2 separate regions of the Homo sapiens genome follow, and region 2 is linked to region 1. Evidence: read pairs that join two places in POLR2A ChIA-PET (ENCODE). Cell type or tissue: B cell. All regions are shown on one strand. Each heading gives the region's core, and the rest is flanking DNA. Links, peaks and the distances in the headings are about the cores only. Region 1 overlaps CORO7-PAM16 (CORO7-PAM16 readthrough). Region 2 holds the start of LINC00921 (long intergenic non-protein coding RNA 921).

Region 1 (12,116 bases), core at 2,740-6,739:
ATACCCAGACAATGCGAGCTCCGCGTCCTCCCTTGGGCCCTGGGCCTTCCTGTTGAGATACATCGCGTGACACCCAGCCAGCACCCCTGAACCAGGTCTGAGGCCACTCCCCAGCCCCTGTGTGCTCACCTGCAGGGGCTCAGGGCCACTCCGGGGCCTGTAGACCCGCACACGCCCATCCTTGCAGACAGTGGCCAGCTGCTGCCCATCAGGACTCCAGGCCAGGCTGAAGATCTGGGGGCAGGAAGGGATATGAGAGACAGCCTTGCTTCACTGCTGGCCCCACCTCTCCCCACTGCTCCTGCCCCTCCTCACTGCTGGCGCCGCCCCTCCTCACTGCTGTTCCCGCCTCTCCTCACTGCTGGTCTTGCCTCTCCTCACTGCTGGCCCCCCTCTCCTCACTGCTGGCCCCCCTTCTCCTCAATGCTAGCCCGGCCCCTCCTCACCGCTGGCCCTGCCCCTCCTCACCACTGGCCCCCCTCTCCTCACTGCTGGCCCCACCCCTCCTCGCTGCTGGTCCTGCCTCTCCTCACTGCTGGCCCCGCCACTCCTCACTGCTGGCCCCACCTCTCCACACTGCTGGCCCCGCCTCTCCACACTGCTGGCCCCACCTCTGCAGCCGTCCTACCTGGTCTTGGTGGCCCTGCAGCTTCAGCCGATCAGCTCCAGCCTGAAGGTCCCAGATGCGAACAGTGAGGTCATAGGAGGACGAGGCCAGCACATTGGCTGCCAGTGGGTGGAAGCGCAGGGAGCAGATCTTCTCCGTGTGGCCTGGAGGAAGGCAGGGGTGATCAGGAGCCCTTGGGAGACACTGGCCACCCCAGCCCCATTCCTGAGCCTGCCTGACCTGTGAGCACAGTCTCTGGCGTGGTGAGCACCTCTTCCAGGCCCTCTGCGGGTACCCGCCACAGTCGGATCCTGGCGTCCTCACCAGCTGCAGAGGACAGACAGGGGCTCATCATTGCTGAGCCCAAGACCTCTGGGCTCCCCAGCCCCTATCCGGGACCCAGGACCCTCCCTCAAGCCCAGGCACCCAGCCTCCTTACCCACAGCGAGGCGATGGGGGTCAAAGGGGTCCCAGGCCAGATCAGTCACAGCTGCCCCATTCTGCAGCGTGGGCAGTGCCGTGTCGGGCAGGCGGCCAGGCTTCCGTAGCTGTGGGAGGTGCCCCCACCCCGAGGCCCATCAGTACCAGGCAGAAAAGCCAGTCCCCAGGGGCTGCGGGCAAGCAGCATGTCTGGGAGCCCACCCTCTGCAGCAGAGGCTCCCACCGCTGGGTGACCCAAGCTCTCTGCCCTGACCACCTTGCGCTCTGAGCCCCAAGTGCCAACCACAAGGCCCCAGAGAGTGAGGGGGCAGCAGCGTGAACTGGCGGGAAAAGCTCCGGCTTAGGGCTCAGGTGGCCGGGCTTCGGATCCCAGCTCCACCACTTACACAGCTGTGTGACCCGGGCAGGTCACTAAACCTCTCTGTGCCTCTTCTCCCTCATCTGTAAAATGGGGATAAAAGTGGCAGGCCCCATGGCAGGTGGCTGGGAGGATCACAGGACAGGCGGGCAGGAGCCTGACACAAGGTTTGTGCTCCCTGTGTTGTGTGGGTAGCTAAGGCCCTCCGCGTCTTTGCCACAGGCAGGGAACTGAGGGGCAGCCCTGGTGGGGTGGGGCCCTCACCTCAAGCACAGCCACCTGTCCCCCGCTGCTGAGCAGCGGCACGGCCACACGCAGCTTGTTGGCACAGAAGCCGTCACTCTCACCAGGTGTGGTGAGGTTGAGCCCCTTGAGGTTGGTGATGTGGCTGTCTCGGTGCAGGACAGTGCCCTGAGCATGGCGGAACTTGGAACTGGGGCCTGGCAGGTGGCAGGGACATGGAACCACGTGTGAGGATGCCGTCCCCGCCCGCCCTGCACTCTTTGAGTCCCGGCTGCCCACTCCCCTCACCCCAGGTGGATGTACAGCATGGACCTAGGCCCAGGCCTTTGCTAATCCAGTGGATGCAACTCGCCCAGGAATAATGTCTGGAATGATATACCCTGTTCCATGGTGGCTCGGGGAATCTTGGTGGAGCCCAGGGCTTTGGCTGCTCAGAAGCTGGTGGCCCCAGCCGCCCTCCTATTTTGCAGGTGAGACTCAGCCACCACACCCCAGCCCCCAGGACAAATGACCCTGCCAGTGAGTCTGGGTGAGGGGGGTGCCCTGCATGAGGCCTGTGCTCAGCAGTAGGGTACACAGGAGGATGACGGGGAGTGGGGCAGACAGGGCTCCTGCGGTAGGGGTGAGCTCCCCGTCCTGCCTCCTTACCCAGCAGGCTCTGCAGCGACCTCAAACTGGGGCTGGTCCCGATGCCACTGGTGCTGGAGAGTGAGGGCCCCAGGCTGGAGGGCGTGGAGGGCGAGGTCAGCGAACTGGGAGGGGAAGAGAAACCCTCCTGGGGAGGGGCATGGGGTCAGCCAGCCTGCTCCTAGGTGTACTGGCCAAAAGGAGGGGGTGCCAGCGGACTCCAGGGTCACCACTCTGGGCCCCCTGCGGACTGGAGGAGCCCCCACTGTGGGCATGCGACAGGAGCGGCGGGGGGCACGGGCATAAACGCAGACACACAGGGAAGCAGCCGAGCTTCAGACCGCGGGGACAGCAAGTGGCAGCTGCTGGCTCCCAGCCCTGCAGGAGGGTGTGCCCAGTGGGTTAGATCTGCCAGTATTTTAAGAGAAGCCAGAAATCTAGATCTGTATGAAAATTCTTGCTTTTTAAGTGTTTGCCCAATTTAGAAAGCACTGTGCAAGTTCCTTCTTTATGCTCCACGTGTTTCTCTGTCTCTGTTACACTTGACAAAGAAGGTTGGGGCCAGGCGTGGTGGCTCAAGGCTGTAATCCCAGCAGTTTGGGAGGCCGAGGAGGGCAGATCACGAGGTCAGGAGTTCAAGGCCAGCATGGCCAACATGGTGAAGCCTGACTCTACTAAAAAAAATATAAAAATTGGCCAGGCGCGGTGGCTCACGCCTGTAATCCCAGCACTTTGGGAGGCCCAGGCGGGTGGATCATGAGGTTAGGAGTTCAAGACCAGCCTGGCCAACATGGTGAAAACCCGTCTCTACTAAAGATACTAAAGATACCAATTAGCCAGGCGTGGTGGTGCGCGCCTGTAATCCCAGCACTTTGGGAGGCCCAGGCAGGTGGATCATGAGGTTAGGAGTTTAAGACCAGCCTGGCCAACATGGTGAAAACCCATCTCTACTAAAGATACTAAAGATACAAATTAGCCAGGCGTGGTGGCGCACGCCTGTAATCCCAGCTACTCAGGAGGCTCAGGCAGGAGAATTGCTTGAAACTGGGAGGCGGAGGTTGCAGTGAGCCGAGATCGCACCATTGCACTCCAGCCTAGACGACAGGGCGAGACTCATCTCAAAAACAAAAACAAAAACAAAAATTAGGCCAGGTGCAGTGGCTCATGATTGTAATCCCAGCACTTTGGGAGGCCGAGGCGGGTGGATCACCTGAGGTCAGGAGTTCGAGACCAGCCTGACCAACATGGTGAAACCCCATGTCTACTAAAAATACAAAAATTAGCCAGGCATGGTGGCGGGTGCCTGTAATCTCACCTACTCGGGAGGCTGAGGCAGGAGAATCACTTGAACCCAAGAGGCGGAGATTGCAGTGAGCCGAGATCACACCATTGTACTCTAGCCTGGGCAATAAGAGCGAAACTCTGTCTCAAAAAATAAATTAAAATATAGTCGGCCATGGTGGCACATGCCTGTAATCCCAGCTACTCGGGAGGCTGAGGCAGGAGAATCGCTTGAACCTAGGAAGAGGAGGTTGCAGTGAGCCGAGGTTGCGCCACTGCACTCTAGCTTGGGTGACAGAGTGAGACACTGTCTCAAAAAAAAAAAAAGGCCGTTCAGCCGGTGAACACTCAGGGCAGCCACTGCAGTGTCGCTGAGGGAGGATGGGGGCGGCCCTGGTACTTACGCTTGCGTCTGCATCACCCACGGGTGTCTCCATCACCGCAGGCTGGGCTGTGTCAGGGAGGGGCTCCGCAGGGGGCACCAGACAGGAAGTGAAGCTCGGGTGGGGCCGGCAGGCGGGGTTGAGGCTGACCTTCTGCACCTGCATGGAGGCCGGCAGTGGGGAGATGGGGGCATGGGCTGCCCGGTCAGGAGGGCCCCCATGGGAGGGTCAACTGGGTAGGGATGGGGGGCACCCAGCAGGCCAGACTGAGTTGGCACACAGCCACACGGGGCTACCAGGGACTCGGGGAGGCTGGGAGAGGTGAGCCAGCCCTGGTCCTACCTGCTGGTTGTCCCCAGCCCACCAGCTATGGGGGTCGGTGGCAGGCACACAGCCGGCAGTGTCCGGGAACAGGTCCTCGTGGAACTCCACAGCCTGGCCGCAGACAAGCAGGCAGCTAGTGAGGCCCAGGCCCCCCGACTCCCCAGCCCCCGCAGTCCCTCGCCCAAGTCCCCCTCACCTTGCGGGGCACATGGTAGCCGATGGGCACGATGGCTGTGTCGCTCAGCTGTAGGACGCGGAGTACCTCGCAGCTCATGACGGCCAGCGCCTGCCGGGGCACAAGGGCAGCCCCACGCAGCACGCTCTCCAGGACACACTGGGTCACTGTTGAGGACACCATAGGGGAACAGGCAGGATGGGCAGGGGAGGGGAGGGTAGGGGATGGGGGCGAGGAAGCAAGGCTTACCTGGGCTCAGCGCCGGCTGCTGCGGGACCACCTCGTAACAGTACAGCTGCCTCTCGCCCTGAAATGAGTCTGAACTGAGCCCCGTTTGCTGACTGAACCCCTGGGGAGGGCCCAGGACTGGCATCAGCTCCCCCACAGGTCCCCAAGGACCTGAGCCACAGAACCACAGTGGCTGGAGATGGGGCTCCCCAACATGCTGGGCGCTGAGCTGAGCCCTAGGCTGACTACCTCACTTGCTCAGCCTCGTTGCACATGGGGTGAGCACCGGGGGTGTACGTCAGTATTTATGGAGTGCTGACTGTGTGCTGACACTGCTCTATTCTCGGCCTTGTTCTCAGGAAGGCCAGTGTTCTAGGAGAGCTACAGTCACCTTGGCTGCACAGGGGAAGACACAGAGGCCCTGTTCGAGTTCCTCCTCTCTCTTGGGGAAGGCCAGGGGCTGGACTCCAGGCTGTGGATGTGGGTGGGAGCCCCAGCTTCTCACTCACCTTTCCTGCCAGGACCAGGAGCCCAGAGTCAGGGTCCAGCAGAGGCACGAGACACCTGGGGAAGAGAGGGCAAGATGGCGGGTCAGGGCAGTGGGAGGGCTGCCAGACTCGTAACCCCATGTAGGAGCCCAGGACAGGCACCACAGTGACTGGGAGCCGCTTGGCCATCCAGCCATGTTCAGCCTGGTCCCCAGGAACCCCCTCCTCTTCCTGAGCTTCCCACATGCCCAACACACGCCCACACCCCAGCTGCTCCTCCCCAGGGCCTCCACCTGCACACCTGCGTCACTCCAGGACTGGAGTGGGCACAGGGGAACTCGGGCCCGATCTCAGCCACAGCTCTTCCTCCAAGAAGACCCCACATGCATTCTGTGCCCCTCCCACCTTCGACAGCCTAGACATCAGGCCAGCATTGCCAGGGAAGGTGGAGAGGTGAGGCCGGAGGCGAGGAGCCTCCCGTCCCCACTCGGCACTGCCTGTGGACAGGCAGCATCCGGGAGCAGTGCAGGCAGCCCTGCCGTTCCGAATCTGCACTAAGGTTTGGGGCCCTCTACTCAGTTACCCCACGTTTCCTGTGCCTCAGTGATATCTTGGAAGCTCAGAGACCCCCCCATGCTGAGTTAAAGTTCCTGTGTCCAAATCTGAGCCACGTGCCCGGGAGAAGGGGCTCCTCCGGCCGCTGGGCTTCCCTGCACACCCCAGGCCTGCTGCCCCGGCCGAGCCTGCCAGCAGCATGCTCCCAGGCCTTCTCTGGTCTCGAGGCAGGAGCAGGGCGGGGTGGCAGCTGGGAATAGAGTGGGCGGGCCGGAAGCCCCCAGAGCCCCTGCCACTCTATGTCCAGCTCAGCCTTGGCCAACTGCCTGTCACTGGCCGGGCTTTATGCCTCCCTCCCGGGGCCCCTCAGAGACCCCTGCACAGCCCCTCAGCCCTGTGAGAGCTGCCTTCCCACTCCAGGGCCTTTTGAGGGGAATGGGGACCTGGAAGGACTCTGACAGATGCCCAGATGCCCAGTTGCCTTCCTGTGTTTCTTGCTCCTGATCTTTGCTTTTTTTTTTTTTTTTTTTTTTAAGAGACACGGTCTCCCTCTGTCACCCAGGCTGGAGTGCAGTGGCACAATCATTGCTCACTGCAGCCTCAACCTCCTGGGCTCAAGCAATCTTCCCACTCAGCCTCCAGAGTAGCTGGGACTACAGGTGTGCACCACCATGGCTGGCTATTTTTACTTCTATTTTTGTAGAAACAAGGTCTCACTATGCTTCCGAGGCCGGTCTCAAACTCCTGGCCTCAAGTGATACTCCCACCTTAGCCTCCCAAAGTGCTAGGATTATAGGCATGAGCCACTGCACTTGGTCTTGGTTTCTTGTTTCTGGGACCTGCAGGCCTGGACCCTCCCAACCCAGACACTGACACCCTTAAACAGGACCCCGTCCCCACTGTGTTGCCAGGGTCAGAGGTCACCCAGCTGTGGCAGCTGCCTCTATCCCTCACTGCGGTGACAAAGGGCCCAGCCGCCCTCCACTGTCCACCCATCCCCTCCTGCCAGCCGACCACTAAGCAGTCCTGCCCACCTCCCCTCCCCACACTTCCAGGAGCCACAGAGTGGCTGGGAAGCTGGGTGGGGCCCTGGGTGTCTCCATGACTTCCTGGAGTGCCTTGGGCTGGTCACCTGTGAGTAACACAGGCCCCTACTTACTGAGGGCCCAGCAGGGTGAGCCGGGCTCAGCAATGCCCTTTGCATCCCGGCCTGACCACTGCTTGTAGAGGTGGAGGCGGAGGCGGAGGGTAGGGGACCAAGGTGGTGCGTGACCTGGAGTGCCCTCCACACTGACACTGGCTCCACTGGGGCTGGAAGCAAGTCCCTTCAGCAGCTTTGACAGGGCTTTCACTCATTCATTCGTTCACAATCATTCACTCCTTTGATGAGCTGGTCTGTGCCTGGTCCTCGGCTCGACCTGCATGTAGGTATGCCCAGAGATGAGTGCAACAGACCCTGCCTCTGTCCTCAAGGTGCTCACAGCCTAGCACAAGAGGCAGACAGACACAATCCCATAGACAAACATGTGAAGGGAAGGTTCACCGAGGACACACAGTGACAGAGCAGGGGGACTGGGCCTCAGCAGTGGGGGAAGGGGTGATCCCTGCGATCCCAAGGTCATGCAGAAATCAAACACCTCACAGGAAGAGAGTTTCAGAGAGAACACAACCTGTGCAAAGGTCCTGTGGCAGGTGGGTTCATGGCCTGTTTGAGGAACAAGATGGACAATGTGCCTGACAGCCTGGACAGTGTGGGTGAGGGCTGAGGCTCAGGATGGGCAGGTGGAGGCTAGACGGGAAGGGGCCTGGTGCATGTGGGGAGGGGGAGTTCTGCCTCCAGTGGACGAGCAATGAAAAGGTGACGGTGCGTTTCAAGCAAAAGAGGCTAGGCCAGGCCTAGTGACTCATGTCTGTGATCCCAGCCAGCACTTTGGGAGGCTGAGGTGGGAGAATCACTTGAGCCCAGTAGGTCAACACTGTGACCAGCCTGGGCAACATCATGAGACCATGGCTCTTCAAAAAATTAAAAATTAAAAAATTAGCGAGGTATGCTGGCTCACGCCTGTAATCCCAGCACTTTGGGAGGCCGAGGTGGGTGGATCACTGGAGGTCAGCAGTTTGAGACCAGCCAGGCCAACATGATGAAACCCTGTCTCTACTAAAAATACAAAAATTGGCCAAGTGTGGTGGTGTGCATCTGTAATCCCAGCTAATTGGGAGGCTGAGGCAGGAGAACCACTTGAACCCGGCAGGTGGAGTTTGCAGTGAGCCGAGATGGCACCAATGCATTCCAGCCTGGGTGACAGAGTGAGACTCCATCTCAAAAAATAAAATTAAAAATTAGCCTGCTGTGGTAGTGCACACCTGTGGTCCAGCTACTCGGCTGGCTGAGGCAGGAGGGTCACTTGAGCCCAGGAGTTTGAGGCTGCAGTGAGTCAAGATCGCATCGCCAGCTGGGCATGGTGGCTCACATCTGTAATCCCAGCACTTTGGGAGGCCGATCACTTTGGGTCAGGAGTTTGAGACCAGCCTGGCCAACATGGTGAAAACTCGTCTCTACTAAAAATGCAAAAATGAGCTGAGCATGGTGGCGTGCACCTGGAATCCCAGCTACTCAGGAGGCTGAGGCAGGAGAATCACTTGAACCCGGGAGGCGGAGGTTGCAGTGGGCCAAGATTGCACCACTGCATTCCAGCCTTGGCAACAGAGTGAGACTCCATCTCAAAAAAAAAAAAAAAAAAAATCACATCAGCCTGGGTAACACAGCAAGACCCTATCTCAAAAAAATAAAAATAGAAAGAGGATAGGACCAGACTGGCACAGAGTAGGGATCACACTGGCTGCTGGGGGCACAGGCTGGGAGGAGTGGAAACAGGTGCCAGGACAGAAGCTGAGGGCAAGTAGGATAGGCAGGTCTCCTGTGGCCCCTCTGCTGCCCTTATGAGAGGTGGGAAACAGGCCTGGGGCCACCTCATGGCATCAGAGGCTCACCTGTGCGCTGAGCCAACTGCCTGAGGAGGCCTGGTGCTCAGCCTCCCTCACCCCCGTTCCATCGTCCCAGCCAGCCAGCCACTGACTCAGGAGCTGAGGCCGAGTGGGCAGGAAGTCAGGGAGGGCAGGGCTGGCTCCTCTGACAGGTCAGGCCAGTCTTCCTTGCCTCAGGCAGAGCCATCTGGACAACTCTGCCAGGCAGGGGCATCCTGTCTGCCGTGGCACGGGCCAAGAAATGGGGTCATGGCACCCAGCCCCAAAGGTTGGCCAAGTGTTGGCATGGGCCTGACCCCAGGCTGTGTGAAGAGAGCCAAGCTGGGTCTGGGTCTGGAACATGGTACATGAGCCCCAGCCAGGCAGAGGGCCAGAGGTGGTAAGAGGTATTGCCGGCACCTCTCCTGCTGGAATCTGGGCCTGCCACTGGGAAGGGCTCTGACCCTGACCCAGGTCCAGGGGTCTGTCCCAGGCATAAAGTTATAGAAGGTCTAAAGCCCAGATCTGCCCCCGCCCCTCAGCCAGGTCCCAGGAGCTAGAAGACAACCTCAGTACCAACTGGGAGGCACGAGCAGTTTCAGCCTCCGGATAAGCCCCGCCAGCTCTCCCAGGACTCCTGTGATTAGCACCGAGGGGAAGCACCAAGGGTGTGCTTGCTACAAGGAGCAGCTGCAAGGCTCCTCCTCTGTCCTCCCCTCCAGCCCATCCCTCCCGCTCAGGCCCCTTCCCACCAACCCAGACATTCTGCCATTGCGCCAGTTCAAAGCAGGCTGGGTCCCTTGGATCTGTCCCTATCACCCAGGCTGGAGAGTTAGTTAGGATCCTTTGACCCCCCTCCACCCCCACAGCCCCTAGCTCCCCCGCTGTGTGCAGACTGCTGGTAACCAGGTTCTAAAGGCGGGTGGCACCTTGAAACCATACAAGGCAATGTTGGATAAACTGAGAGGGGTCTCCTAAAAGCTTCCCTTGAGCCTCTGGGTAAGTGGGGACCTGTGTAAGGCCAGGGCACAGGATTGGGGCAGGGGGTGAACACCAGGCAGATGGGGTCTCTCCGTCTACAAGAACCTGCCACAGAGGTGAGAAGCTTCAAGGACATCAGGAGGTCCTGTTCCTTGAGGAAAGCCAGGCTGGAGGCTCTTGGAGCCCTCTTTACCCCTGACCCTGGGCATCTGTGGATGCTTCTGAGGGCTTCAGAGGACACAGGGCCAAGGGAAGAGGCAGGGAAACAGTCCGACAAGAGGCTGCACAGCACTGATTGGAAACTCAGATGGTTCTGGGGCCGGGCAGGAAACTCAAGTGAGTGGACAGCTTGGCAGGAGGCAGCAGGGAGTGGTGGGGACTGGGGTGACCCATGAGCCCACATTTTGGCAGAGGGAGCAACCGCCACTCAGCCCCAGCTGAGAGTTCCTGTTCAATGCAAGCTGGGAAGCCCCATTTTAATATGAAACCACCTGATTTTTCAATGTTAGCAGTGCCTTCAAAGTTGTAAAAACTCCCATAAAGCCTGCACTAAATGCACCCAAAGGCCAGCCCCAACCCAGGAACAGAGGTCCGCAAGCCATGCCCTAATCCATGTAGACCGAGAAACGTATGGGTTGTGGAGCCCTGCCAGCCCTGGAAAGGGGCCCTGTGGGGAGAGGGCCCTGTGGACGGGAGGTCCAGAAGGTGACTGTCCCAGCCAGGCCCTGCTTAGCCCTTGACGGCTAGACACAGAGGCCATCCTGCCTTCTGGAGATAACTGAGTCCTCCAGAGACTAGGAAACCCTCCAGCTGGTGTGGCCCAGCCTCCCAGGGATAAGCCTTCAGGCCCCCCAAAGACTAGAGCTAGCCCAGCCAAGGGCCTTGGCTACAGGCCGGGCTGGAGGGGGTGTGGGTGTCCCAAGGCTCTCCGGAAGTCAGGAGCTGAGCTGGGCCCCCAAAGGCTCTGAGGCATGACTGACCACAAACGCGGAGGGGGAGGAGGGCAGAGTGTTTTCCTGGAATCCTCCAAGGCAGGGGATTTTTCTGGACTAGTCCGGCCCCTGGCACCCGCCCCTCCTGCCCAATCAAGGGCCACTGTCAACTGCAGCCCAGGCCCCACCCACCGACGGTGACCACCCCTATGCCTCCACAGCTCAGGCTTGAAGCTGCCAGTAACTGTGGGGCCGTGGGCAGACCACCACTGCCCTCCCTGACACAGCCCCTTCATCTCATAATATGGTGGGGAAGAGAGTCCAGGGCTGCTCACAACTCTTAAGGCTGTCGTGGCTAAGAGGACCCTGAGCTCAGATTTGGCATTGGAGTTTATACTTAGGAGGCTCTTGAAAGGGCTTTGTGTGGGCTGCCAGGAGTTTTTTGAAATTGGGATTAGCTACCAACAATAACACATTGAGAGATTTCACCTAAAAATCTGGATTTCCAGTTTCTCTTCAAAAATCCAAAGCTCTAGCTGGCCCGGGCTGGTCATGAGGACTCAGCCCTTACCAGCCCCACTCCCGCCATCCTGCCTCTCCAGGGCCGCAGAGGCCCTGGGGTGGACTTCTGGCATTTGTCACCTGCCTGGTGCCTCATAGGCATCTGGGCTGTGACGCTTAGGATTCCTAAATAGTCTCTCGCTTTTTACACAAAAAGCAGAAACCTGCCCAGTGTCATCCGGCAAACCCACGACGGGCAAGGTCTCCCCGCGCAGGTCAGGTGGCCGCAGGGTGAGGGCCAGGGCAACCCGGCCCACGAGCCCCTCGGTGGGGAAGGGGCGTGTCTCCACGCGGCTCCGCCCCGGCCAATGGGGAGAGGCCCCGCCCCTGCCGCGGCGGGCCCGCCCCCCGGGACTCTTAAGGCGCGACCTGCCTCCAGCGAGCCGACTCCGGAGCCCGAGCCCGGGGCGGGTGGACGCGGACTCGAACGCAGTTGCTTCGGGACCCAGGACCCCCTCGGGCCCGACCCGCCAGGAAAGACTGAGGCCGCGGCCTGCCCCGCCCGGCTCCCTGCGCCGCCGCCGCCTCCCGGTGAGTTTCTGTGGGGCTGGGGGGCTGCGGGCGGGGAAGGGGGCGCCACGGCCAGGCTGTGCACACGCGCGGGGACCGCCGCCGCGCGCACACACGCACTCTCGGGCGGGACCGCGGCCCCAGCCCCACACGGTCACCTGGGCCGCCCGGCGGGCAGGCCCTGTACGCTCCCTCCCCCGCCGTCCTGGGGCGCCGACAGCCCCGCGGCCGGCCAGGGTGCGCGCCTGAGTGTGCGGTGAGCCCGCGAGGCTGCAAGCAGACAAAATAAACACCCCGTCCCATGCTTCCTCCTCCCACGGCTGGGCCTCCGGCATGACCAGTTTTATGAATCAAACCCCTTTGAGGGGGATAGCCAAGCCACAGGCTTGGGTCACTTTTCCCTCCTGGGGTCCGGCAGTAGGTGCTGCTGTGCAGAAGGGCTGCCCGGGGTCCTCTGG
Region 2 (12,116 bases), core at 3,184-7,183, 1.1 Mb before region 1:
GGCATGAGCCACCGTGCCCCCTGGTTTCATATTTTAATAGGGCACTTGAAGAAGGCTTTTGTGCTTGAACAGAGACCCAAAGGAAGAGGAGTAAGCCAGGTATTCATTTTGAGGATGAGCAGTCTTTGCCTATTTACAGAGTGCAAAAGGGGTAACTTTGTGCTTAGTGTTTGAGGAAGAGTGGTGGCTGGAGCAGAGGCACGGAGGAGGAGTGGATGGAGGGGTTAGAGAGGGAGCTGGAGTCCCCTATCAAGTAGCAGGGCTCCCAGGACACAGCAAGGACTTGGCTCTTACTCTGAGATGAGGGGACACTGGAAAGTTTGAGCAGAGCAGTGACATAATTGGAGTTACGCTTTAAAAGAAACATTCTGGGCCGGGCGCGGTGGCTCACACATATAATCCAGCACTTTGGGAAGCCAAGGAAGGTGGATCACCTGAGGTCAGAAGTTCGAGATAAGCCTGGCCAACATGGTGAAAGCCCGTCTCTACTGAAAATACAAAAATTTGCTGAGTGTGGTGGTGATGTGCGCGTAGTCCCAGCTACTCTGGAGGCTGAGGTGAATCACCTGAACCTGGGAGGCGGAGGTTGCAGTGACCTGTGATCGCACCACTGTACTCTGGCCTGGGTGAAAGAGTGAGACTGTTTCAAAAAAAGAAAGAAAAGAAAAGAGAACACTCTGGCTTCCATAAGAGACAAGAGATGAGAAAGGTGGAAACAGAGAGGAGAAAGCAATCTATTGTCACAATGCAGGAAAGCGACTGCAGGGCCCTGAACCACTGTGGAGGCAGAAGGGTCAGATTCTGGGTGATTCTGAAAGCAGGGCTGACATGATAAGGGTAGACTGGATACTGGCGGGTGTGAAGATGCATCTAAGATACCTGTTTCTGGCCAGATTTTACAAAGGGCCCTTGTTGCTACCTTAAGGAGTTAGTGTTGAATCCTGCAGCAGCTAAGAGCTTCTGCAGGATCTCCCTCTCAACTTGGACCAACCCACCTGCCGATCCCAGCCCAGATCAATGAGATCTGCTGCCCAGTCCCCTACGCAGATAACACTAATTGTAACTGATCTTTCTGAGGGCACCTCCTGAGCAGCTTGGAAACGGAGGGAGAGGAGAGGAAGCCAGCTTCCCAAAGTGGGGTGTGGCAGGTGGCCTTAACCCTGCTGAAGGGCTGCAGTCATGGGGCTCTGAATAGATCCCCACACCACTCACCAATGAGCTTCATTTGGAAGGCGGTAACGTTAAACAAGAGGGTTTGTAAAAAATAAAGGCCTACACACATAATTTTTTCTGATTATTAAATCTAGGTGGAGAGTACGTGAGTATTCATGTTACTCTCTCAACTTTCTTGTGCTTAAAAATCTTAAAATAAAAACTTTAATACGCTCTGTCCTACCAATATTTATAGGAACCTGACTAGCAGCCAGGCTTTGGACACGCAATCCCCGGCCACCAAAGGGCTGACAGGCTAGTGAAAGGGGCAGAAAAATAACAAAACTGTGTCTGGAAGGCAGCTACTCCCTTTTTTTGTTTGTTTGTTTTTTGAGACGCAGTCTCACTCTGTCGCCCATGCTGGAGTGCAGTGGCGCGATCTTAGCTCACTACATGTGCCTCCGGGGTTCAAGCGATTCTCCTGCCTCAGCCTCCTGAGTAGCTGGGACTACAGGCGCGCGCCACCACGCCCGGCTAATTTTTGTATTTTTTAGTAGAGACAGGGTTTCACCATATTGGTCAGGCTGGTCTCGAACTCCTGACCTCGCGATCCGACCGCCTCGGCCTCCCAAAGTGGTGGGATTACAGGCGTGAGCCACCGCGCCCGGCCCTTTGTTTTCTTACCAACTAAGCAGCAGCACTGACACTGTTTCCTTTGAGGTTCCGTTTGCTGAATCCTGCCCTCTAAGGTGCTCCGCCCTTCCACTCCCCGCCCCGTGCTGCTGTCATTCCCACGCCTCACCCTGTTTTGCAACTTCTTGTTTATGAGCCTGGAAGCCACGAAGTGGTGGGAAATACGAGATTCAAATATCTGGTGGCCGTGTGACGTGAGTAAATTACTCGATTTTTCTCAGTTTCCATTTCCTATCAAATGGGTTGTTCTGGGAATTCGGGGAAGTAACAGTGCCGGGAACCGCGGGAGGAACCGCCAGCTGCGTCCTCGGACGTCCCCAAAGCCCAGGGCGGCGACTGGCACGACTGTCAGGGGCGCGTCTGTTAAGAGGACAGGGGGTCCCGCCCCGGCACAGCCGTCTCCTCCAGGACCCCTCCCGCCGACGCCCCACGGACCCCACGCCCGAGCGGAGACCGGCGCGAGTCCGGGGTCTCCGGTCCGGCAGCCCCTCCCTGGCCCGGCGCCCCAAAGGGAAGCGGCCTGGGGGAGGAGACGTGTGGAAAGAGCGGCAGAAGATAAAGAGGAAGTAGCGGTAGAGAATAAAAAGGAACTGTCCGCAGTGTGCCCGGACGCGGGGAGGCGCTGGGGTCAAGCGAGACCCGACCTGCACGCAATTCCCGCCGGGGTCCCGGCCTGCCTGCGGGAGGGAAAGGACCCAGGGCGGCTTCTGCCAAAAGTGCGGCTTCTGCCGAAAGTGCGTCTTCTGCCGAGGGGCCCACATAAGGCGCGACAGACACTCCAGCCCGACCCCGACGCCCCGCCCTCACGCATGCACATGCGCGGAACACTCCCAGAAACACATCTCCCAGAGCGCCCCGGGAGCACGCGAGCCAATTGGAGGGCGGATTAGCGGGGGCCCACGTCTCCCAGAGGTCTCCGAGTCGCGGCTCTGTTGGTCTGATTGGCAGCCGCAACAGCCTATAGCTGCTTTTCGCCGGAGGGGCCACGCGCCGTTTGCCGGGACTGAGCCGCTGTTGTCGCTGGTATCCCGGGAGCAGCGCCGGCAAGTGGAGTCGTCGTATTCCGGGCGGCCCGCGGCCCACGGGGATGGGACGTCCCGGGGCTGTGCTGACCCCAAAACCCTTCCACACTTTATTAGCCTGTCGCCCTTCTTTCATGTTTACAGCAAATATTTTCCGAGTGCCTAATGTGTCCCACTTACTGTGCCACGTGCGAGGGTGCACGTGTCAGGCAAGATCGCTGTTCCAAGGAGGCTGAGAACAAGTAAATGGTAATTACCAGTTATGACCAAAGCTGTGAAAGGAACAGATACATCAGCCTAACAGCAGCACTGCCGTTTTCTCCCTTATAATCAGCAGAGGCGGGCTAGAGCAAGGATTCTCAAACTCTGCCCCCTCAGAACCCTAGAGTACGGTTGCTGAAACTTCTGTTTTTTCCTTTTGAACAAATCTAGTAACATGCTGTGAGCCAGAGAGGTAATGGTTTGGCTCAAAGAAGGCACATGCATCTGGTTTCTTTCTTCTTTTTTGAGACGGAGTCTCGCTCTGTCGTCCAGGCTGGAGTGCAGTGGCGCCATCTCCGCTCACTGCAAGCTCCGCCTCGCGAGTTCACGCCAGTCTCCTGCCTCAGCCTTCCGAGTAGCTGGGATTACAGGCGCCCGCCACCACGCCCGGCTAATTTTCACGCCCGGCTAATTTTTTGTATTTTTAGTAGAGACGGGGTTTCACCATGTTAGCCAGGATGGTCTCGCTCTCCTGACCTCGTGATCCGCCCGCTTCGGCCTCCCAAAGTGCTGGGATTACAGGCGTGAGCCACCGCGCCCGGCCCAGGTTTCTTATTTCAGGAGCTTCATAGGCATAGACCTCCCTCCTTCCCTCCTACCCCCTCCCCCCTCTCCCAACTAATGCCAGACCGGCCACTACTTTTTAACTGTTTTACATATTTAACCTTCAAGAAAGATTTCCTTTGATCCAAGTGTATTGCAGCCCACAAAAAAGCTTGGAAACCCAGCTAGATGGTCTGTTTTTCTAGTTCCTACATTGGATTTAAGTCCTACCCATCGAGACTACTGTCTTCAGGTAAGCATATCGAGGCTGTATTCACCTTCATGGTGTTCTCAGGGGCACTTTCTTACACAAATGATGGTAATCATCCTAGATCATTTCCCTGCCTGCCACACTTGCCAGTTAGTTAGAAACTGTAAACCCCTTAAATGTCTGTCACCAGGGCACTGGCTGAATAGCTGAGTAAGTTTTGGTGAATCCATTCCTTGGACTACACTGCATCCACTGAAAACAGTGCGGTGAATTTCTGTGTGCTAATGTGCAAAGATGGTTTATGTATTATTCAGTGGAAAAAGCACATTTGCACTACAGTGCAGATAGCATGATCCCATGTTTGTAAATAAGAGAAAAAAATGTTAAAATTTAAGTATCTGGAGGGAAATGCAAGAAATAAATATGACTACCTTTCAAGAGTAGAATTGGGGGTAGAAGTTGGCCTTTTCCCTCTATGTCATCTATACGTTTTATTTTTTTATTTTATTATTATTTTTTTGAGACGGAGTCTCACGCTGCTGCCCAGGCTGGAGTGCAGTGGCATGATCTGGGCTTACTGCGACCTCCGCCTCCCGGGTTCAAGCAATTTTCTGTCTCAGCCTCCTGAGTAGCTGGGATTACAAGCGCACGCCACCACGCCCGGCTAATTTTTGTATTTTTAGTTAGAGATGGGGTTTCACCATGTTGGTCAGGCTGGTCTCGAACTTCTGACCTTGTGTTCTGCCCGCCTCAGCCTCCCAAAGTGCTCAGATTACAGGCGTGAACCAGTATGCCCGGCGTTCAATGAGCATTTTTAAAGTTTTATGACTCATGAAACATAGTCCACAAATATATGCTCATTGTGAAATAGTAACGGAAAATAAAATATGGCAAGCTAAATGTTAGAGGAGAAATTTCTTATTTTGCTCCATTACTTTTACAGCAGAAAAATTAAAAAATTTATTAGCTGAGACTTTGTTTCACTGGGGTGCAGAAGATTAAACAAATGATTTTTAAAAGCAGACTCTGCCCATAGAGAAAAAATATTCGAGGTTTCCAAAGTAGAATAAGTTTAAATTAGCAAGTCAAATAAGGAACCTTGAGCCAGTACCGAAGGAAACACGTCCCAGACCTATCTCCAAACACACACACACACACACACACACACACACACTGCAGGCATAACATTTATGCAGACAGACTGTTCTTTAGGGCATAATTGTCTCATGTCTCAATTCCTCTGAAGCTCCAGAGCAGAAACTGAAATTTTAAAAATGCAGTTGAGATAAACTGAAATGACTGACAGGCCATTTGCCAAGAAAAGCTTTGGTTCTTTGGAACAAAGACAGTGCCCATATCCCAGCCAACATCAGGTGGTATTTCTCTTTCTGTCCTGTAGAGGGCATCTTCATGTGTGGGCACCAGGGCTGCGGCTGGAACCACAGTGGACACCCCACGCTCCAAGGACAATCCTCTGCAGAAACCAGCAGCTGGAAACAATTCTTAATGCTGCAGGAAGTAGTTAGGAGAAAACGACTGTGTAAGTCAGAGCTAAAACTGGAGTTCAAAAACCACAGAAAATATTTCCAAGGCTGTCTGTGAAGTGGGGATGTCAAAATACCAAAAATTACAGCTTTGGAACTGCAGTGGATGACCTTTAATTGATGCAGTTTATAGGTGCTAAGTATTGTGTGTGCTTTACGTTGCCTCATGTGAGTGCTTCATAGCAGGGTGTGACGCTGGCCAAGTGATATACCTACCCTCTTTGTCCCTGTTTCTATCAACTGTAAAATGGGGGTTCTAGAGTTGTTGTGAAGATTAAATGAGCTAATACACACAAAGCACCAAGAACAATGCTGGATACAAGGTAATAGGTGTTTCTTCCTAGACTTCACTATCCTCATGTGAGGTGGGTATGTTTATTTATTTATTTGGGGACAGGGTCTCGCTCTATCACCCAGACTGGAGTGCAGTGTTGCAATCATGGCTTAGCTCCCTACAGCTTTTTAAATTTAATTATTTATTATTATTATTTTTTTGAGATGGAGTCTCACTCTGTCACCCAGGCTGGAGTGCAGTGGCACGATCTCTGCTTACTGCAAGCTGGGCCTCCCGGATTCACACCATTCTCCTGCCTCAGCCTCCTGAGTAGCTGGGACTACAGGCGCCTGCCACCACGCCCAGCATATTTTTGTATTTTTAGTAGAGGCGGGGTTTCACCGTGTTAGTCAGGATGGTCTCGATCTCCTGACCTTGTGATCTGCCCACCTCGGCCTCCCAAAGTGCTGGGATTACAGGCGTGAGCCACCGTGCCTGGCCTCAGCTCCCTACAGCTTTGACCTCCCCAGCTCAAGTAATGTCCCACTTCAGCCTCCCGAGTAGCTGACACTACAGGAATGCACCATCATGTATACCTGTGGTCCTAGCTACTTGGGAAGCTGAGGTGGGAAGATTGCCCCTGAAATAAGACTCTAGATACAGGTCCCTTTCTCTGAAATTTTTGAAACAAAACGCCTAATTCAAAAAAAGTTATTTTTGGTAGAGACGGGGTCTCACTATGTTTCCCAGGCTGATCTCAAACTTGGGTTCAAGCCATCCTCCCTCATTGGCCTCCCAAAGTGTTGGGATTATAGGCAGGAGCCACTGTGCCTGTCCAAGGTGGGTGTTGATATATTCAATTTAACACAGAAAACAGGAAGTTTGTACACACTGACTTGCCCAAGGCTACACAACTACAAAGAGTCAGGTAGCCAACATTCAGTCTCAAGGTCTGTGTCTGCAGAGCTCAAGGCCTTTCCTTTGGCTTTGCTGTCTCTTGGCATCTGGTAGCTTAGCAGTCATCAAGCCAACCCCGTCATGTTACAGAGGAGGACACAGGCTTCCAGGGGAACTGACTGACTTGAGTTCTACACATCAGTGCAGAGCTGGGACTAGAATTCTGTCCACCTAACTGTATTTGGAAGAAAGTTAAGTGCTATTGACTACACCTAATATCTGAAAGATAAAGGGAGAGGCAGAAGCAAGAATGAATAATGTGGCTGGGCGCGGTGGCTCACGCCTTTAATCCCAGCACTTTGAGAGGCCGAGGCAGGTGGATCACGAGATCAGGAGTTCAAGACCAGCCTGACCAACATGGTGAAACTCCATTTCTACTAAAAATACAAAAATTAGCCGGGCATGGTAGCGTGCGCCTGTAACCCCAGCTACTAAGTAGGCTGAGGCGGGAGGATCGATTGAAGCCGGGAGGTGGAGGTTGCAGTGAGCCGAGATCGCACCATTGCACTCCAGCCTGGGCAACAGAGCGAGACTCTGTCAAAAAGAAAAAAAAAAGAATGAATAATTTTTAAAGCAGGCTGTGAAGAACTAAAAACATGAGGACACGGAAATTCAGAAACACCCATTTCAATATGATTCCTTTCGGATAACTTGAAGCCCAAACAGGATGGAAAATCACAGGCCAAAGTCACCTGAAGGAAGGCTGTCACCCATGACGGACAACCGGGATGTTGCTCTCCATTCATCCCAACGGCAGCAAAGTCTGTCCTGGAACATGGAATGGTTTCTTTATACAGACAACTAAGACTGGCTCCAAGAGAAGAGTTGCTACCACTAACCCCTACATGCTGCCTTGAAAGAGTTGGTGGTAGGTGTTGGAAAATTAATCTGAGTAATTAGGAAACAAAATTTGAAACAAAGAATCCCATGCACAATAGTAGCAAAACCCATAACCAGACATGATAAGAAATTTGCAAGACCTATAAGAAGAAAAGTATATAGGATTACAGAATTTTAAAAGTCCCAGATCATTGAAGAAATACACCACAGTCGTGGATGGAAGAGTTAATATTACAAATATATCATGCATTCCTAAATTAATCAACAAATTATAAGCAAACCCAATTGAAATTGTAACGAGATTTTTTTTTTACATTTTTAAAAAAATGTGATCTTGCTATGTTGCCTGAGCTGGTCTCAAACTTCTAAGCTCATGCGATCTTCCTGCCTTGGCCTCTCAAAATGCTGGCATTACAAGTGTGAGCCACCATGCCCAGCCATAACAAGACTTTCTTTTTTTTTTCAGACTGGGTCTCACTGTTGCCCAGGCTGGAGTGCAGTGGCGTGATCTCAGGTCACTGCAACCTCTGCCTCCCAGGTTCAAGTGATTCTCCTGCCTCAGCCTCCCGAGTAGCTGGGATTACAGGTGCGCCCCACCATGCCCAGCTAATTTTTGTATTTTTAGTAGAGATGAGGTTTCGCCATGTTGGCCAGGCTGTTCTGCCCACCTCACCCTCCCAAAGTGCTGGGATTACAGGCATCAGCCACCGCACCAGGCTGCAAGATGTTTAAGAATGGGCTTTGACAAGTTGATTTTTAAAATTCATAGCCAAAAAAATTGTGAAAAAAATACAGTGGTGTGAGATGTATTGTAACAGATATAACAACAAGCTGTGAAAATACAGTAAATTAGAACAGTAATATGTTTTTACAAGAATGGATATAAGGTAAATGGAAACAAGATTCCGTAAGACGTGTGTATATGCAAAAGATGGTATTTAAAACCCAAGGGGAAAAGGTGGCCCAACTTATAAATAGTTTTGGGACTGTTGACAGTTGAGCTGGAAAACATAGACTTCTGCCTGACATATATAAAAAATAAACTCCATATATATATATATATATATATATATATATATATATATTTTTTTTTTTTTTTGAGACGGAATGTCGCTCTTGTTTCCCAGGCTGGAGTGCAATGGTGTGATCTGGGCTCATTGCAACCTCTGCCTCCCAGGTTCAAGTGATTCTCCTGCCTCAGCCTCCCAAGTAGCTGGGATTACAGGCATGTGCCACCACACCCGGCTAATTTTTTGTATTTTTAGTGGAGATGGGTTTTCACCATGTTGCCCAGACTGGTCTCGAACTCCTGACCTCGAGTGATCCACCCGCCTCGGCCTCCCAAAATGCTGGGATTACAACCATGAGCCACCGCACCTGGCCCAGATGATTTAAAGAAACACGAAGTGTAATATCTGTAAATTTGTTTAAATTTCGCAGTGAGGAAGATCTTTCTTTTTTTTTATTTTTTATTTTTTTATTGATCATTCTTGGGTGTTTCTCGCAGAGGGGGACTTGGCAGGGCCATAGGACAACAGTGGAGGGAAGGTCAGCAGACAAACAAGTGAACAAAGGTCTCTGGTTTTCCTAGGCAGAGGACCCTGCGGCCTTCTGCAGTGTTTGTGTCCTTGGGTACTTGAGATTAGGGAGTGGTGATGACTCTTAACGAGCATGCTGCCTTCAAGCATCTGTTTAACAAAGCACATCTTGCACTGCCCTTAATCCATTTAACCCTGAGTGGACACAGCACATGTTTCAGAGAGCACAGGGTTGGGGGTAAGGTCACAGATCAACAGTATCCCAAGGCAGAAGAATTTTTCTTAGTACAGAACAAAATGAAAAGTCTCCCATGTCTACTTTTTTCTACACAGACACAGCAACCATCTGATTTCTCAATCTTTTCCCCACCTTTCCCCCTTTTCTATTCCACAAAACCGCCATTGTCATCATGGCCCCTTCTCAATGAGCTGTTGGGTACCCCTCCCAGACGGGGTGGTGGCTGGGCAAAGGGGCTCCTCACTTCCCAGAAGGGGCGGCCGGGCAAAGGCGGCCCCCCACCACCCGGACGGGGCGGTTGGGCGGGCGGAGGCACCCCCCACCTCCCTCCCGGACGGGGCGGCTGGCCGGGCAGGGGCTGACCCCCCACCTCTCTCCCGGACGGGGCGGCTGGCCGGGCAGGGGCTGACCCCCCACCTCCCTCCCGGACGGGGCGGCTGGCCGGGCGGGGGCTGACAGATCTTTCTAACCAAGATAAAAAAACTGAAAAAGTTAAAAAATTCAGGTAAATAGAAAAATTAGAAAACTTCAGTATGACAAAAACAGCCATGAATATGGTTAAAAGGCTGGATGCAGTGGCTCATGCCTGTAATCCCTGCACTTTGGGAGGCCAAGGTGGGAGGATTGCTTGAGCCTAGGGGTTTGAGTCTCCACAATGTAGGCAGACCCCATCTCTACCCTCCCTCACAAAATTAACTGGCCATGGTGGTGTGCGCCTGTGGTCCCAGCTACTCAAGAGGCTAAGTTGGAAAGATCGCTTGAGCCTGGGAGGTCAAGGCTGCAGTGAGCTGTGATTGCACCACTGCACTCCAGTCTGGGTGATGGAGCAAAACCCTGTCTTAAAAAATAAAAATAAAAAAGGTGACAGAGAAAATATTTGTACATACGATAATACCTGGAATGTTAAAGCACTATAATTTTTTTAATGCTCAAAGGCTTAAATAGGCAACTCACGGCCGGGCGTGGTGGCTCACACCTGTAATCCCAGCACTTTGGGAGGCTGAGGCGGGTGGATCACGAGGTCAGGAGATCGAGACCATCCTGGCTAACACAGTGAAACCCTGTCTCTACAGACTACAAAAAATTAGCCAGGCATGGTGGCACGTGCCTGTAGTCTCAGCTACTCGCGAGGCTGAGGCAGAAGAATTGCTTGAACCCAGGAGGCGGAGATTGCAGTGAGCTGAGATCCTGACACGCACTACAGCCTGGGCAATAGACTGAGACTCCATCTCAAAAAAAAAAAAAAAAAAGGCAACTCAGAGAAGAAATACAAAGTACCACGTGAAAAGATGCCCAATCTCCAAGTAATCAGAAACATGACAGGCAACAAGGGGATATTATTTTTTTTTAAATAGCGGCAGAGTCTTGTTATGTTACCCAGGCTGGTTTAGAACTCCTGGGCTCAAGCAGTCCTCCTGCCTTGGCCTTCCAAAAGTGCTGGGATTACAGGCCCTAAGCCACCACACCCGGCTGAGGGGACATAATTTTTCACCCACTATATTATCACAAATTAATATGATTGCCACAGCCAACTTTAATGAGCATGCAGACATAGAAGCACTTTCACACCTCAGGTTACGAGTTAAATTTGTGAAGCTTTTTTTTTTTTTTTTTTTTTTTTGTGATGGAGTCTCACTCTTTTACCCAGGCTGGAATGCAGTGATGCAATCTCGGCTCCCTGCAACCTCCACCTCTGAGGTTCAAGCGATTCTCCCACGTCAGCCTCCTGAGTAGCTGGGATTACAGGCACCCGCCACCATGCCCGGCTAATTTTTGTATTTTTAGTAGAGACGGGGTTTCACCGCGTTGGCCAGGCTGGTGTCAAACCCCTGACTTTAGGTGATCCGCCCGCCTCGGCCTCCCAAAGTGCTAGGATTACAGGTGTCAGCCACTGCTCCTGGCCTGTGAAGCTGTTTTGGAAGGTGATTTGCTGCAAGTTTTCAAAATTAAAAATGCACAAGCCTAGGCCAGGCACGGTGGCTCATGCCTGTAATCACAGTACTTTGGGAGGCCGAGGTGAGCAGATCACTTCAGCCCAGGAGTTTCAGACCAGCCTGACCAACAAAGTGAGACCTCGTTGCTACAAGAAATAAAAAATTGGGTGGCACATGCCTGTGGTCCCAGCTACTCTGAAGGGTGAAGTGGGAGGACTGCTTGAGCCCAGGAGGTCAAGGATGCAGTGAGCCAAGATTATGCCACTGCACTCCAGCCTGGGTGACAGAGGGAGAACATATCTCAAAAAAAAAAAAAAAATGCACAAGGCTTTTGCTTCAGTGATTCCATTTCTAAGACTATATCCAATGTACCCAAATATGCACGTCTGAGATGTTCATTGGAGTATTGGTTGTTAAAGGAAACAGCTGGAGACAATCTAAATGGGGAGACAGTCAGTACAGCTGTGGTATATCCATAGTATGCATGCTCTACAGTTGTTAAGAGTGGCAATGGCCTATTCATCTGGACCTAGATAGATGTCAAAGGCACACTGCTAATATTTAAAAAGAAGATCTGGAAAATATGTATAGCATGGTGTATACATATAATTAGCCCATATAGGTACATGAAGTTCCTCAGGAGACTGGGAGGATGCACAGCCAGGTAAACCTGTAGAGCATGGAGACATTAGGTGGGAGGTGATGGAAAAGTCCCTCAGTTTTTTTTTTTTTTGAGACAGTCTCGCTCTGTTGCCCAGGCTGGAGTGCAGTGGCATGATCTCAGCTCACTGCAACCTTCACTTCCTAGGTTCAAGCGATTCTCCTACCTCAACCTACCAAGTAGCTGGGATTACAGGCGCCCGCCACCACGCTCAGCTAATTTTGGTAGTTTTAGTAGAGATGGGGTTT

What was found. ChIA-PET counts read pairs that join two places held together with the same protein. Peaks named below come from ENCODE experiments on the same cell type or tissue, not always from the same donor. Only the 100,000 strongest peaks of a DNase experiment are listed, where the experiment ranks them.
Region 2: POLR2A ChIA-PET joins it to region 1 with 8 read pairs; 1 of 35 experiments calls an interaction of 5 or more read pairs at or near these places.

The regions. Positions count from the first base shown.
Region 1 is chr16:4,360,315-4,372,430 of GRCh38, forward strand. CORO7-PAM16 (CORO7-PAM16 readthrough) reads right to left here. Exons shown (of 31, transcript NM_001201479.2): 10 at 5,177-5,231; 11 at 4,689-4,746; 12 at 4,461-4,606; 13 at 4,283-4,375; 14 at 3,962-4,099; 15 at 2,298-2,424; 16 at 1,671-1,846; 17 at 1,047-1,155; 18 at 848-934; 19 at 629-771; 20 at 130-234; 21 at 1-49. It overlaps CORO7 (coronin 7), which reads right to left. Exons shown (of 28, transcript NM_024535.5): 10 at 5,177-5,231; 11 at 4,689-4,746; 12 at 4,461-4,606; 13 at 4,283-4,375; 14 at 3,962-4,099; 15 at 2,298-2,424; 16 at 1,671-1,846; 17 at 1,047-1,155; 18 at 848-934; 19 at 629-771; 20 at 130-234; 21 at 1-49. VASN (vasorin) reads left to right here and starts at 11,534. Exons shown (of 2, transcript NM_138440.3): 1 at 11,534-11,679. RefSeq lists enhancers at 5,013-5,513, 8,840-9,339, 10,916-11,741. In B cell, for the core only: no CTCF peak of the experiment used is centred there; DNase peaks (open chromatin) are centred at 3,997 and 4,867; H3K27ac peaks cover 561 bases.
Region 2 is chr16:3,261,845-3,273,960 of GRCh38, forward strand. LINC00921 (long intergenic non-protein coding RNA 921) reads left to right here and starts at 1,924. Exons shown (of 2, transcript NR_033904.1): 1 at 1,924-3,924; 2 at 5,282-5,723. RefSeq lists enhancers at 1,985-2,144, 2,585-2,684, 2,835-2,904 and a silencer at 2,165-2,344. In B cell, for the core only: a CTCF peak has its summit at 5,259 (motif pointing right); no DNase peak of the experiment used is centred there; H3K4me3 peaks cover 179 bases; H3K27ac peaks cover 176 bases.